Linked DNA regions of Homo sapiens: all the other regions are linked to region 2. A link is a loop called in an ENCODE intact Hi-C map of the cell type or tissue named here. Cell type or tissue: endothelial cell of umbilical vein. All regions are shown on one strand. Each heading gives the region's core, and the rest is flanking DNA. Links, peaks and the distances in the headings are about the cores only.

Region 1 (4,790 bases), core at 920-3,419, 210 kb before region 2:
GCTTTGGTCAAAATGCTCCTAAGAGGTCAAGTAGTGTGGACTAATTAACCATTGAAACTGGAATATTAAGATCAATCTGGACCTAGACAGGGTTGTTTTGCTGGAGTAACATGGCCTAAGGCCCAACTGGAATGTTTGGAGGCAGACAGGGAGGTGGGAATGGAGAGGGAAAATAGTGACTGCCTCCTACATTGTTTCTTTGTTGACTTTTTGTCTTCATGACCTGTCTAGTGCTGACAGTGGAGTATTCAAGTCCCCCACTATTGTTGTGTTGCCTTCTGTTTCATTTGGTAGGTCTAGTAGTAATTGTTTTATAAATTTGGGAGCTCCAGTGTTAGGTGCATATGTATATTTAGGATTGTGATATTTTCCTGTTGGATTAGTCCTTTTATCATTGTATAATGTCCCTCTTTGTCTTTCTTAACTGCTGTTGCTTTAAAGTTTGTTTTATTCTGATATAGGAATAGCTACTCCTGCTTGCTTTTGGTTTCTATTTGAATGGAATATCTTTTTCTACCTCTTTACCTTAAGTTTATGTGAGTTCCTATGTGTTAGGTGAGTCTCCTGAAGACAGTAGAAACTTGGTTGGTGAATTCTTATCCATTTGCCATTCTGTATTTGTATTGAGATGTGAGCTACTATTCTGTTTATTGTGCTATTTGTTGCCTGAATACCTTGTTTATTTTTTCATTGTGTTATTGTTACATAAGTCCTGTGAGATTTATGCTTTAAGGAGGTTCTATTTTGGTGTGTTTTGAGGATTTGTTTCAAGATTTAGAGCGCCTTTTAGCAGTTCTTGTAGTGCCAGATTGGTAGTGGTGAATTCTCTCAGCATTTGTTATGTCTGGAAAAGACTGTATCTTTCCTTCATTTATGAAGCCTAGTTTCTCTGGATAAAAAATTCTTGGTTGATAATTGTTTTGTTTAAGGAGGCTAAAATAGGACCCCAATTACTCTAGCTTGTATGGTTTCTGCTAAGAAATCTGTTAGTCTGATAGGTTTTCCTTTATAGGTTACCTGATGCTTTTGCTTCACAGCTTTTAAGATTCTTTCCTTCATCTTGACTTTAGATAACCTGATGACTATGTGCCTAGATGATGATCTTTTTGTAATGAATTTCCTGGATGTTCTTTGAGCTACTCGTATTTGGATATCTAGATCTCTTGCAAGGCCAGAGGAGATTTCCTTGATTATTCCCTGAAATGTGTTTTCCAGACTTTTAGATTTCTCTTCTTCCTCAGGAACACCACCAGTTATTCTTAGGTTTGGATGCCTAACATAGTCCCAAACTTCTTGGAGGCTTTGTTCATTTTTAAATATTTTTTGTCTTTGTCTTTGTCAGATTGGGTTAATTCAAAAGCTTTGTCTTTGAGCTCTGAAGTTCTTTCTTCTGATCATTTTATTCTATTACTGAGACTTTCCAATGCATTTTGCATTTCTCTAAGTGTATCCTTGATTTCCAGAAGTCGTGATTGTTTTTTATTTATGCTATCTATTTCACTGAAGATTTTTCCTCTCATATCGTGTATCATGTTTTTGATTTCTTTAAGTTGGAGTTCACGTTTCTCTAGTGCCTCCTTGATTAGCTTAATAATGGGCCTTCTGAATTCTTTTTCTGGCAATTCAGAAATTTTGTCTTGGTTTGGATCCATTACTGGTGAGCTGGTGTGGTCTTTTGGGGATGTTAAAGAAACTTGTTTTATCGTAATACCAGAATTATTTTTCTGGTTCCTTCTCATTTGGATAGGCTATGTCAGAGGGAAGATCTGGAACTCAAGTGCTGCTGTTCAGATTCTTTTGCTCCATGGGGTGCTCCTTTGATGTGGTGTTCTCCCCCTTCCCCTAGGGATGGGGCTTCCTGAGAGGCGAACTGCAGTGATTGCTTTTGCTCTTCTGGGTCTAGTCACCCAGCAGAGCCTACCAGGCTCTGAGCTGGTACTAAGGAATGTCTGCAAAGTGAAATAGACTCTGTGTGGGTCCTTGCTTGTATTTTTCTTTAGTGTGCTGGTTTTGTGTTGGTTGGCCTTCAGCCAGGAACACAAGAGTGCACCACTGCACTCTAGCCTGGGCGACAGAGCAAGACTCTGTCTCATTTTCCAGAGCGTATCAGCTGCAGCTGTATAAGCAGGATCAGGCAGTGGGTGGGGTTATAGAGCTCCCAAGAGATTATGTTCTTTGTCTTCAGCTGCCAGGGCAGGCAGAGAAAGACCACTAGGTGGGGACAAGGATAGGCCTGTCTGATCTCAGAGTCTCCTTGGGTGGGCCTTGCTGCAGCTGCTGTGGGGGATGGGAGTGTGGTTCTCAGCCCAATGGAGGTATGTTCACAGGGGGATTATGGCTGCCTTTGCTGAGTCACACAGGTCACCAGGGAAGTGGGGGAAAGACGGCAGTCACAGGCCTCACCCAGTTCCCACATAGCCTGCAGTCCACTTAGGAGCATGCTGACCAAAGTCAAGAGTTTCCCCATTCTCAAAACACTACAGAAATTTGATTTGTAGGCACTACATTTTTTTGCTTTCCCACCACCTCACTGACTGCTTTATCGTAATCTCTTTTACTAAATTTTTCCTATTTTACCTCTACAATTTGGGATCCCACCTGGTATAGTACTTAACTTCCTCCTGTTTTCTGTCTAGTAATTCCTTATATGATCTCAACCAGCTTGGGTTTTAAATAGACACAAGCAAAATTCCAATTTTGGTTACCAGTCAGTGTACATTAACTGTGGTAATTGCAATAAAGCACAACTGCTACCTCTTCAGTCCACAAATCACTATGCAAATAACGAATGTGCAACTTGATCAGTGACCAATCACGTTACTCCTTTCACTGCATGTCTGTTATTCAGCTCATGCACAGATGGCAAAGCATATAGCTATGTTTCTTGTCGCTCAGTGATATAACTGGATAATAGAGCTTTTAAGATACTACTCTTAATGCTTAATGTTTTTTTAATGCTCCAGATAACCGTGATTCTCTTGGGGACTTAAATGAAAATGTGAATATTTGCTTTCTACCATTAAACATAACTTCATTAATCCAGCCAATGGATCATAGAATTATTTCAACTTCTAAATCTTAGATGGACTTTCAGACAGAGTATTAAACCGGAGATCATACAATTTATCTGAGTTTTGTAAAAGCACATTGCCTTTGGAGTCTTCCCTACAGCTCTGCCTAGGGCCCAACTCATCAGATTTTGGACTCATTAAATCTCCACAATCACAGGAGCCAATTCCTTAAAATAAATCTCTTTCTCTCTGTGTGTATGTGGGTACATGTAAATATAAATATATAAATATAGATATAAAAATAAATATATATTTCTATGTATACACACCCTAATTCTGTTTCTCCGGATAACCCTAATATATATTATGTGTATATATTATGTATGTGTATTTCATGTCTCTCTCTCTCTCTCAAATTAGCTGGGCATGGTGGCGGGCGCCTGTAGTCCCAGCTACTCGGGAGGCTGAGGCAGGAGAATGGCGTGAACCCAGGAGGCTGAGCTTGTAGTGAGCGGAGATTGCACCACTGCACTCTAGCCTGGGCGACAGAGCAAGACTCTGTCTCAAAAAAAAAATGTAGGTATATATATATTTTTATTTTTTATATTTGAGACAGTGTCTCACTCTGTTGCCCAATCTTGGCTTACTGCAGCCTCGATCTCCCAGGCTCAGGTGATTCTCCCCACTTCAGCCTCCTGATTAGCTGGGACTACAGACATTACAGGCATGCACCACCATGCCCAGCTAATTTTTTGTATTTTTAGTAGAGACAGGGTTTTGGCATGTTGGCCAGGCTGGTCTCAAACTCCCGGACTCACAAAATCTATCCTCCTTGGCCTCCCAAAGTATGTATATGTATTTTTAAATGAAAACTTATTGGAGAAAAAGACTTTATATCAATACTGCTGTTTTTGTTGTTGTTTAAAACAGAGTCTCACTTTGTCGCCCAGGCTGGAGTGCAGTAGTACAATCTCAGCTCACTCCAACCTCTGCCTCCTGGATTCAAGCGATTCTCCTGCCTCAGCCTCCTCAGTAGCTGGGATTACAGGTGTGTGCCATCACACCTGGCTAATTTTTGTATTTTTAGTAGAGATGGGGCTTCACCATGGTGGCCAGGCTAGTCTCGAACTCCTCGGCTCAAGTGATCTGCCCACCTTTGCCTCCCAAAGTTCTGGGATTACAGGCGTGAGCCACCACGCATGGCCTACTACTGCTCGTTCTTATGTGCCCCAGACCTAGAATAGTGCTGGGCATACTAAACAAATATTTGTTAAAAAAAAATACATTTTATCAATTAGAATAACAAAGATAGTTTTTAAGTCCTTTCACATCAAGTAGCTCATTTGATTTTCTCAAGGAGGCAAGAAGGCCTATAAATAGGAATCACCAGTATTTTATAGGGAAGAAATGCAGACTCAGAACGCTGGCATGAGGTTTTGGTGTTAGAGCCAGATTTCTTGCCTTTCAGCCTGCGTTTTGTCCATCTTATCCTGATATTCTGCTAGCACTTCTGGAAAACAAAAGGGTAATAGAGATGTCAGTTTTTTATGTTTTTGTTTTGTTTGGTTTTGAGAAAACCTTATGTAATTTTTCTTTCTTTTGGAGTGAACTGAATTCACTGGGGGAAGCATGTGCTGGAGGCCAGCAACATCCTGGCAGGTGTGAGTGGGTGGGCCTCTGAGGGCCGTGCTGAGGACACCTTGTTTACGTAGAGGAAACAGGACTGCAGAAAGGCATTTCTCCTTACACTTAAAATCCAGTTGTGCTGAAAATCTGGAC
Region 2 (4,790 bases), core at 1,546-4,045:
AGAAGTGCATATATAGAATAAACAGATTATAGAAGCATCCACTAGTGGGAAATGTCTGTCTGATTATTGACCTTTAGCAATAATTAGTTTGGGAATTCAGAAATTAAAACACTTCTACTCAAGTTTCACTAGTTTTCTACATATTTAACTTTATCTTGCTAGAACCTTGATGATAATTTCCTAGACACACTTAACAAATGATGCTCTGCCCCATTTTTTTTTAAATTGCATTCATTGTTTACCTAAAAGGGATAAAAATTTAATAAATTTTAGAAATAATTCCTTTAAGTATATTAATGAAACAGGTTTTGGTGTTCTACGTGGTAATTTTTAGTTTCCTAGAAAATTCATTTATGTGGAATGGCTTATTCTCTGTCAAAGACATGCAAGAGAGGTCTTATCAGAGACCCTCAGAGAAATTTGGGAAATCCCCTCATTTTAAGGATACAAAACTGTATACAACAGAGCCTAAGTGACTTTTCTAAGATCATAGTTCTTGTAGACATGTAGACAATAGACACAACTAACTCTTTGGCTATAGGAGTACTGGGACTGCAGAATCCAAATAAGAAGAAAATCCCAGAATCATTGCAATTAATAATACCCAGTGTGACCCACAGATGAAAAGGGCTGAAAACGAAGAAAAGCCCGTTGAAATTGATGAATTTTTAAAAGTTATTGGTGACACTCAAGGAAACAATTTCAGAAAAGTATTGGGATAGCCAAGAAAAAAAAAAAGGATTGAAGAGGCGTAATACTTTAGGGTCTATTTTTTAAAATATTCTGATTTTTTAAATAGGAAAGTTAAAGTTCTTTTAAAAAACGTTTAATTTTTTAGATGTGATTTTTTGTTAGGATGGCTATATAAACATGGTAGCATATTTCAGCAGAATTCTCAGGAAAAATAGTTTCCTTTCGGTAAAAAAAATTAATAGTACTATATATTGTATCTACTGAGTCACTGAGTCAATTACCAGTCATAGAGCGAATTCCTGGAGGAGACAGGAGTAAGGCCCTTTGGAAAAAATGACATCTAGGATAGTTGTTGTAGTTGCTCAATGTCACCAAGTAATATACAACTTACATTCAAAATTAAAGCAATCCATATTTTCGTTTACCTAAACTTCCAGAAGTTATCAGAAAATTGCATTTAGATACCACCTGCTGTTTATGTCAGATATGAAAGGGAATTTGAATAAGTTATATGAATAAGTATATCCCAAATACATCCATACATATATATCCCAAATTTGAATAAGTTGTATGAATAAGTATATCCCAAATACATCCATACATATGTATCCCAAATTATTCATGTTATATTTGGGATACAACATGAATAATTTCGTCTTGCATGTCTTCAACTCTGCATTTAGGAGAGAAAACTAAGCCTAAAGGTTACCTGAACTGCCTTCTACTACTCTTCAGGAAATAAATATACCTAGTGCCATCCTATGCTACACTTTACCATACTATTATTTTAAATTAATCTATGTGCTATATCATGGTAACTTACCAGAAATTTTAAATTCATTGGAATATTCATGTTCATTATGGAAAAAATGTTGGTTTACTTTTATTTTATTATATGAAGCCACCTGTGATTATAAACCTCTTGCATTTAAATTTTAATATATTTAGTTATTTAGCATTATGAAATATTTCCATCCTAGGGCATAACAAGTCTCCAGCAAAAAATGAGGGAATAGAATAGCTTATGGAAATTATTTTAACACATCCATAAGGTACCCTTTTTGAAGATTTTTAAATCACTGATGTTTTGAATGTCACTATTTTTACAACCTCTCAAATGTGAAGGACCTTATTCTACAAGGATACCCTCTGTTACAATTGGACAGCAAAGGTAGCTAGCTTTAAATATTTGTAGGAAGATCAGTTATCTTCAGAAAGATCCAGCTTAAATTTTAACTGTCCCCACAATATATGTGTTCACTGCTTTTTTTCTTTTGTCTTTTTTCTTATTCCTCCTCCTCCTTCTTCTTGTGACACTGAGTTGCAATTTGGCATTGTTTTCGATGAAGACTTAGCATTATTGAGTAGTTGTAGATTTCCCAAAACGTGAGTAGCTGTTTCTGTTTCATTAAGTGCTAGGTTTGGAATGAGACTGATTTAAACTTGTTAACCAGGAGGCTTATTTATTCTGAGAATGAAAAGCAAGAGTATCATTAATAGACAGCTATTTACATTTTAAATATCTTTAATACTAGTTTAAGGGAAGATAGGCTGCCATCTTGTGTATGCTGTGTTTATTGCTACATAAAAATGGACACATTCAGACCACGTTTAGTTGTGTTGTCTTAAATAACATAAAAGGCTTTAAATATTACACAGAATGTTGAAGTGCCCATCAGTATCCTGCCTTGTAAAAAATAAATAAATATAGCATTAAGAACATGTACTCCTTTGCTACATGAGTAAACATTATAGAAACCGTCCAATTCCTCTTTTTAAAGGAATTTTATTCCAGCATTTAGAAAAAATTGATATTTCCTAGGTCTAGGATAGTCTAGAACTTTTAGACCATGGAATTTATAATTACAAAATAATGTTTTTATAAACAAATTCTAAAGTTAAGGCTACCTGACAAAATGAATATGTGAAAGGTTGTTCTTGAATATGACATTAATAACAAAATCTGAATTTTACTGTAGGGCGAATACTTTCTAGATTCATCTTTCGTACTTTTTGACTTGTTTTCAATTCATTTATCGTCATAAAAAGTATGTCAATGAAAGTAATGGTCCAGATAATAACAACAAAGCATATGCTGCCAGAAAATGCCTGGGAACTTCAAAGTGTGCCCTGCAAGGCGCTCTAACCTTTGGTTTCAATAGCAGAACCACAGGCCTCTCTTTAATTTGATAAGTACTATTGCCATCTTGTGGTTTTATGCAATATTGCAACAAAACAGCACTGGCATATGAAGCTATTGATTTTTTTGAGTCTTTCGAACCAACAAACTAAATCCTTTTTGTATAGTATGTTTATTGAAGATTAACCACATACCACATATTAGTGACTTGGATTTCCTGGGAGTTCTATTACAATAAAATTATTTAAATCCACTGTAAAGTCAATAATAATATAATCTTGAAAACGTGTAATTTCCCTATAATGAAATATAAGGAAGTAACATTTCCCAAAGAGAGATCCAAGGATTGTTGGTCCTAAAAGATGCACTCAAGAAAAGTAGGCCTCATAGTCAAAAAAACTTAGTAAGTGATGCCTGTCAAGCCTCCTTCTTGGAAAGTCATAGTGAACGTTCAATTATTTAAAGGCTACAGAAAAGGAATCTATTTAATTTTCTTCTAAACCAGTATTTTCCAAATATACTTGACCATATAACTCCTTTAAAAAATAAATAATAGCTATTAATGTCATCAGATAATATCTTGCTAAAATATACTTGGTAAAAACACTTTCAAACATAGATTAGTGCATTAGTTAAAAATCTTTCACTGAACCTAAATTAAAAGAACAATGTCTCCAGTTACCCATGTTGGAATCACAACAAGCTGAGGGTCTTGAAATATTAAGGACTCTCAATCACTAAAAGTCCCCTAAGTTAAGAATTTGAAAATGATTAGAAATTTCTTTTTAATACTTGGCTATTAAAATTATGAAATTTTAATAACAGTACCTAAAAGCCACTAAGTGATGGTTGGAAAGAGAAATGTAGCAAATTTTATCCTATGAAGTCAAAACAAAGCAGAGAAAATTAGATGACGAACTACCAAGAGTTGTTCGCCTGGATCTGTTTTTCCTGTGCTAATGAAATTTGCTGACATATTTACCACTTTTAAACCAGGTCACCCTGTGACCAAGACCACACGTTTATAAAATATTGCGCCATCATAATACGTTTTTGGAGATCCTAACAAGCAGCCTCTGTCTCTCTCTGACACCAGTCTCGAACATCTCTGTGTCTATTGCAGACTGAAAAATCTGTCCTTGAATTTTAACTTAACTCTTCAATCTACTCTTGTTAGCTGACATTTTACTTCTTCAAGCCATTGGATATTTACAGTGTCATCAGGGATATGACACCCAGCATGAGAAGTGTTGTGTTTGGAGACAGCCTAGTGTAGCAGTTAAGTTCAGGTTCCAGCAGCCTAGTTGTATGACTTTGGGGAATTTACTCCCTTATTTCATGCTGCAGTTTCTTCAGCTGTGAACTCAAGATAACAATAGAACTCATCACATTGGCTTGTTACGTGGTGTGTGATAGCTGATATAATAAGTGTTCAATAAATGTTAGCTATAGTGATCTAAGTTCCCTTTTATAATGGAAGTGGTACCATTAAGACCCAGCAGACCACCCAGCAGGATTCTAGGAACCATCTCTACCCAACCTTCAGGGGATTTTGACACTTAACCTACACAGTGGTTGAGAAAAAATGTTTCTGGGAGGGAGCAAGAAGCAAAATGCTTCTCAAAAAGATTAACATCTGAGTGTATAGGCCTCTGTGCTAAATTACTAAAAGTTGTATCAGTATTTTTACATAATAGCCAAACTAAATGAAGTTGACATTGTGTACTACCAATAACTGCAGAGAAACCCAATAAGGCCAGATTTTGTGCGAGTGCGTTTTTTGTAAAATGATCATTCCTAGTTTTGAGGGGAACAAAGAAATAGATCATTGTAACAACACTTTGAAATGGGAGAAGGCTTTGTGATCATGTGCAAGAAAAAGCACTAGCTGAACTAGCCCTCAGATTTGAGATTGAGTTTGGGCCCTGCCACATCCTTGGTTTTGTTGTTTTTTTTT
Region 3 (4,790 bases), core at 936-3,435, 270 kb before region 2:
GGGAGAACTTTGAGCAAATAGAAATATGGTATAAATGTTATGAAATTGCTAACAGCCTAATGTAAGAATAATGTGGTCTTTGAGATGCTTTCCCCCACTAAAATATTGGCTAAGCTTTAGCAGGATGAGGCTCTAGGTGTAGTTTAAAACTTCTGGCTCTTGTGAATTCAGAGGAATCTCCAAGTCTATGTGTTTTTCAAGCTGCTATGGTTTAAAGGAAATGAGTTGTACAGTTATCTTCCTATGCAGACTTCTTAATGTTCTAAAAATAATGGCATTATCCTCATTTTAGAGACCATAAGTTGAGTTACAAATATGACATTGTCCTGCAAAGCAGCTGCCATACTGAGATGTGAGAAAGATCTTGACTTGTGTGGAAAGACTGATGTCAATGTTTTGGATGCACATTTCCCACATGGATAGGGTTTACTGAATATGAAGGATAATAATAGAGAAGATATTTGGCTAATTAAAAGTTTCTTTTCCTAATAAAGCTAGATTTCAATAGTTATAACTGTACCTAGAGCAATACCTTATTATATAGTATGTGCTCAATAAGGTTTCATAAAAATAAATGAATTTAAAACAAAGTACCCCCCAAAATTAGAATCTCTGGTTGGTTTAGAATAAAAGATGGTAAATAATTTTATAGTATAAAATATCCTACTAGGATATTTTCTAATATGTAGTCTCTCTCAATTAAAATGAAGAAAAGAGGTGGGTGGAGAGAGAGAGGGAGAGAGAGAGAGAAGACAACAAAAAAGGAAATACGAGGATTTAACTAGTCAGAATTTAAGCTGTAAGTATGAAAAGAATGTGGATAATAAAAGGAAGATAAGAGATTCTAAAGGTAGAGGAATGTTTAGATTAAACCTAAAATGGCACACTGCTAAGACTTCAGTGTACATGACCAAGTTTTAAACCTGCCAGCCTATACACACCTAACAAAGATCTCACAAAAATAAGCCTGCACTGATTTGATAGATATGTTTGCTGAATATTTTTAAAAGTCTGTTGAATATTCACTATTTGTCAAACACTATCCTAGACAAATAAGGTAAAGCATCTACCCTCAAAAGGTCCATAGTGCAGTGAGGGGAACAGAAGCAGACCAGAAATTACTGTCAAGGGCTTAGGGATGGATTGAAGTTCAGCCTTGGCCTCACTGCTCCACCCAAACCTTGAGAAGTTCTCAGCCTTTGAAAGCTCAAGAGCAAATGCCCACCTTCACTTTGTTTCTGCCATCCCTGAACTTGCGTGTGAACACCAGGTTAGCATCATATCTAATCTATACTACTACATCTCTTATGTGTGCAAGGCATGATTCTCAAACTTAAGGTCAGTATCTGAATATCAGCTTTTAAATGCAGGTAAGCATTGTAGATATAACCTAAAATGAAAATAGCCTTATGTTATTTTTATGTCAAATGTTGAATTCCAAAAAATTAAATAGAAATAGGCAAATTGTACAAACATTAAGAGATACTGATTTCGCTAGTTAACTATATGAAGAACATTATATGTTTTCAATACATATACAGTTATAAAAATTATGAAATTTGTATGTAAATAAATATATATTATAAAAGTTTAAATGCCAATGCAAAGAATAATAATACAGATGAGATCATAGTATATTTCCAACCTTTGTAGAATCGTTAACCCATATAGAAAACTTTATGACTCAAAATTTCATGAGGAGGAAAAATTGGATAAAAATGTGTAATAACATATGTAAGAAATCTTCAATTTGACATAATAAAAAAATTAAAAATGTGAAGAAGAAAATGTTAGAAAAAGTGTGAGGAGAGAGATACAGTGGTATAATAAAATGAAGAGCCTCATAGGAAGAGAGATCATCTGTCCTAATCAACTATCAAAAGCAAGTGACCCTCACCTCTTTCCACCCTCTCAGTCCTTTAGAAATTAGAAAAGCAAAGAAGAGAGTAGTAAACATGTACCCAGGAGTTTCTGTAACTTAATACTGGAAAATACCTATATCAAGAGAAAATAATTAGCAAAGTCATTGAACATCTTTAACCCAAGCCAGGTAGCCTCTGAATTAAGACATTTAGTCTTCAATTACAGACCTCTAGGAATGACTCCTGTTTCTGTTTTGTTTGATTTTCACAAGTCTTATAATTCATCCCCAGAACTAGACTCATCAGATATGTCTGGTGGCAACATCTTTAATTAAACTCTTTATTAAAATCTACAGCTGTCAAAATAAATAAACCTTAAAGCACAGAAATAAATTTGAGAGGGCTTTTCCATTAAGGCATTACCTGGAAGAGATTTTTCCAGAAAATTGAGTGCTCGGACAATGATCACTGTCATAATTTGGGCTAATTGTGGTCATAGAAAGTTTAGGAACTTGAAAACCCCCAAAGCCTAAACTGATTTAAGACTGCCTATTCTGTTTCTGCGCGTCTTCAGGAGATTTCTCCAGGGTGCTTAGATGTGCATCATAACATTTTCAGAATTTTGCCACTGGAGGGCTCAATGGCCTTTTTAATGTTTCTTCTACGAGACCAAATGTTACGTTTGTGTAACAGTGAGATGTGAGACCAAGTTTTTTCTCCCCTTTTTGAGAAAATCTGTTTTGGGTGGTACAGTTAGATGCATGATAGCCAAAAAGCTTTTGTAAATTCCCTGAAAGATGGAAATTTGTCATAGCTACATGTATACTGAAATCAAAAAGGATGCCATTCATCTCTCCCCAGAGAATACAAGGGAATTGAGATTATACCGAGCAAGGCTTGTGCTGAGTTAGATGTGCTGCATATACGCGGTGTGCTTGTGTATGTATGCTGGTGGCAGTGTGGAAGGTGGTGGAATAGTGAGGGCTTAGGGGTCTGTAGTCATCCAGGAATTGTATGATTAATGTAGTTGGTATGAGAATGAGAATAATTTTAAGGACTAATTGGAAGAATATGAGGCTTGGTATCAGGCGACTAGTGATCATGCATTGTTCCAGGATTCCTGCTGCATGTTCGGTTATAAAGGTTGTGACGGCAGTTCTGCTTTTCCTGAATGAGCTATGTGTGCCTGTGGTCCAACCTCTCTGAGGCTGGTCCTGGATCCTGGACTGAGCAAGTGAACTCTGATATGAGTGACACATTGATTTGGCATCTGCGTAATTTTTTGTGATGTTTAGGAGTAACAATGAGGTGTTATGAAAAAAGTTGGAAACAGTGTTAGCCCCCATGCAAAAGTATAAAATCAACATAAAGCAGAGAGATAGAAATATCAGAATGCCTCTCCCAGAATGTAGCAAAAACGCAATTCTATTACATTTGGTATATGATTAAGAGTTAACTATAAACTAACTGAAAGATTCACGTATTTAATGATTAATAATAATATACCAATCCAAAGACAGATGGCTGCTCAGACTGAAACCTCCTTGCAGGTAGCGGAGAGTCAGAGAAAGAAACTGTGGAGAGGCTGGCCTAAGAACTGCCCAAGGAGACCGGCATGGGAACGTCAATTCTTGTGACTTTCTCACATGGCGATGGATGTTTGTTTCTTCTAAAATTTTGAATCACTAACAAATTTCCCTTGTTCCGATTTCATGCTGCTTCTGCTACATTTGGTTTATGAGTTGGCCTTTCATAGATTTGCTACTGCAGAGAATGTACTGGTCATATCAATGTGAATATTCAGATCCATATGTCAGTTATGGTTTGCAGATTGGCCCAGCATCTCGTGTGGCATGCTGAAGGAATCAGGCTCTGTCTTAGCAGAGTCAAAAACAAGGCTCTGGATCATGGTGAATTACCCAAGGTAAATGCTATTTCTTAGGCTACTTGCAGCTTGCCAATTGCCCATTCCAATCTCTACAAGTCCCACTAGATGTTTCACAGAATAAAGCAAAAAAAGAGGCTGGGATCACGAAAATGAATTTTCGAAGAGAAATATCAAGAATTATAATTATACATTTTCTCATCATGTTTTATTAATGAATCAAAGGAGTTAGTGAGCATTTATTTTCCTCTCTTGTGTTCCACTGCAATTTGCCAGGGAAATAACATGGACTCTTTCTCTCCCTTTCAACTCTGGTTTTCTTGCTGTGAAAGAGCAGCCATAACTTCTAGCAAAGGTTCCTGAGGGAGGCAGCAAGTAGCCACCCAGGAGCTTTAGGATGGGGCTTCCTATCTCAGTCGTGCCTAGAGGAACTGAAGCAGTTCTTAATGTACTGGTTTGAGGTCCGTCTTACCAGAGTTCCAACCCACCGCATGTCCCTAGTGGTCTATTACTTACTCCGTTATTTTTAATGGCAAAAACCGTTACTTTTAATGGTTACTTTTGCACCAACCTAATATTTCACAGCCACTCTCCTGGATGTTTCTGGGGAGCTTCAGTCTAGGCTCAGACATGGTGCCTGCTGGTTCTGGGAAAAGGTTAAGGGGCTGAGTAGTAGCACACACTACATCCTCCAGACTGTCTATGCCATGGCTATGTTTGGAAACCCTGCAAATGGCCTGGCAGAGTCTCACCTTGCCAATCCAGAGAGGATGTGGGGGATTTCTGGCTTAAGAATAGGCTGAAAAGAGGGACTGGAGGTTACTGCCACATAGCCAAGCATTCCTGGGAACTTTCTGGGAATGTGAACTGATATGAAAATGGCTTAGACTACAAGAATTATAGGGAAATATCAGAATACCCACCTAAAAATGGCTTAAATAAGAAGGCCATTTTAAAGCTTACTTCATGAGGAATTTTGAAATAGGCAGTTCCAGGGTCAGTTTGGCTGCTCAACAGAGTCTTCAAGGACGGAGGCACTCTTC

The links. Peaks named below come from ENCODE experiments on the same cell type or tissue, not always from the same donor. Only the 100,000 strongest peaks of a DNase experiment are listed, where the experiment ranks them.
Region 1: it touches region 2 in a loop (8-fold over the local background); 5 of 110 quality-filtered maps call a loop at or near these places.
Region 3: it touches region 2 in a loop (12-fold over the local background); 53 of 110 quality-filtered maps call a loop at or near these places.

What each region holds. Positions count from the first base shown.
Region 1 is chr5:95,175,669-95,180,458 of GRCh38, reverse strand. All of the region lies in intron 1 of MCTP1 (multiple C2 and transmembrane domain containing 1), which reads left to right. The region is part of intron 4 of LOC105379085 (a long non-coding RNA gene); the gene reads right to left. Among named protein-coding and RNA genes, the nearest start is that of MCTP1, 110 kb to the left of the region's middle. In endothelial cell of umbilical vein, for the core only: a CTCF peak has its summit at 2,191 (motif pointing right); a DNase peak (open chromatin) is centred at 2,118; H3K27ac peaks cover 922 bases.
Region 2 is chr5:94,966,799-94,971,588 of GRCh38, reverse strand. All of the region lies in intron 2 of MCTP1 (multiple C2 and transmembrane domain containing 1), which reads left to right. Among named protein-coding and RNA genes, the nearest start is that of MCTP1-AS1, 9.5 kb to the left of the region's middle. In endothelial cell of umbilical vein, for the core only: CTCF peaks have their summits at 2,249 (motif pointing left) and 2,910 (motif pointing left); DNase peaks (open chromatin) are centred at 2,248 and 2,848.
Region 3 is chr5:95,236,856-95,241,645 of GRCh38, reverse strand. The region is part of intron 1 of MCTP1 (multiple C2 and transmembrane domain containing 1); the gene reads left to right. LOC105379085 (a long non-coding RNA gene) reads right to left here. Exons shown (of 8, transcript XR_948575.3): 6 at 4,671-4,790. Among named protein-coding and RNA genes, the nearest start is that of MCTP1, 46 kb to the left of the region's middle. In endothelial cell of umbilical vein, for the core only: a CTCF peak has its summit at 2,487 (motif pointing right); DNase peaks (open chromatin) are centred at 2,505 and 2,895; H3K27ac peaks cover 1,959 bases.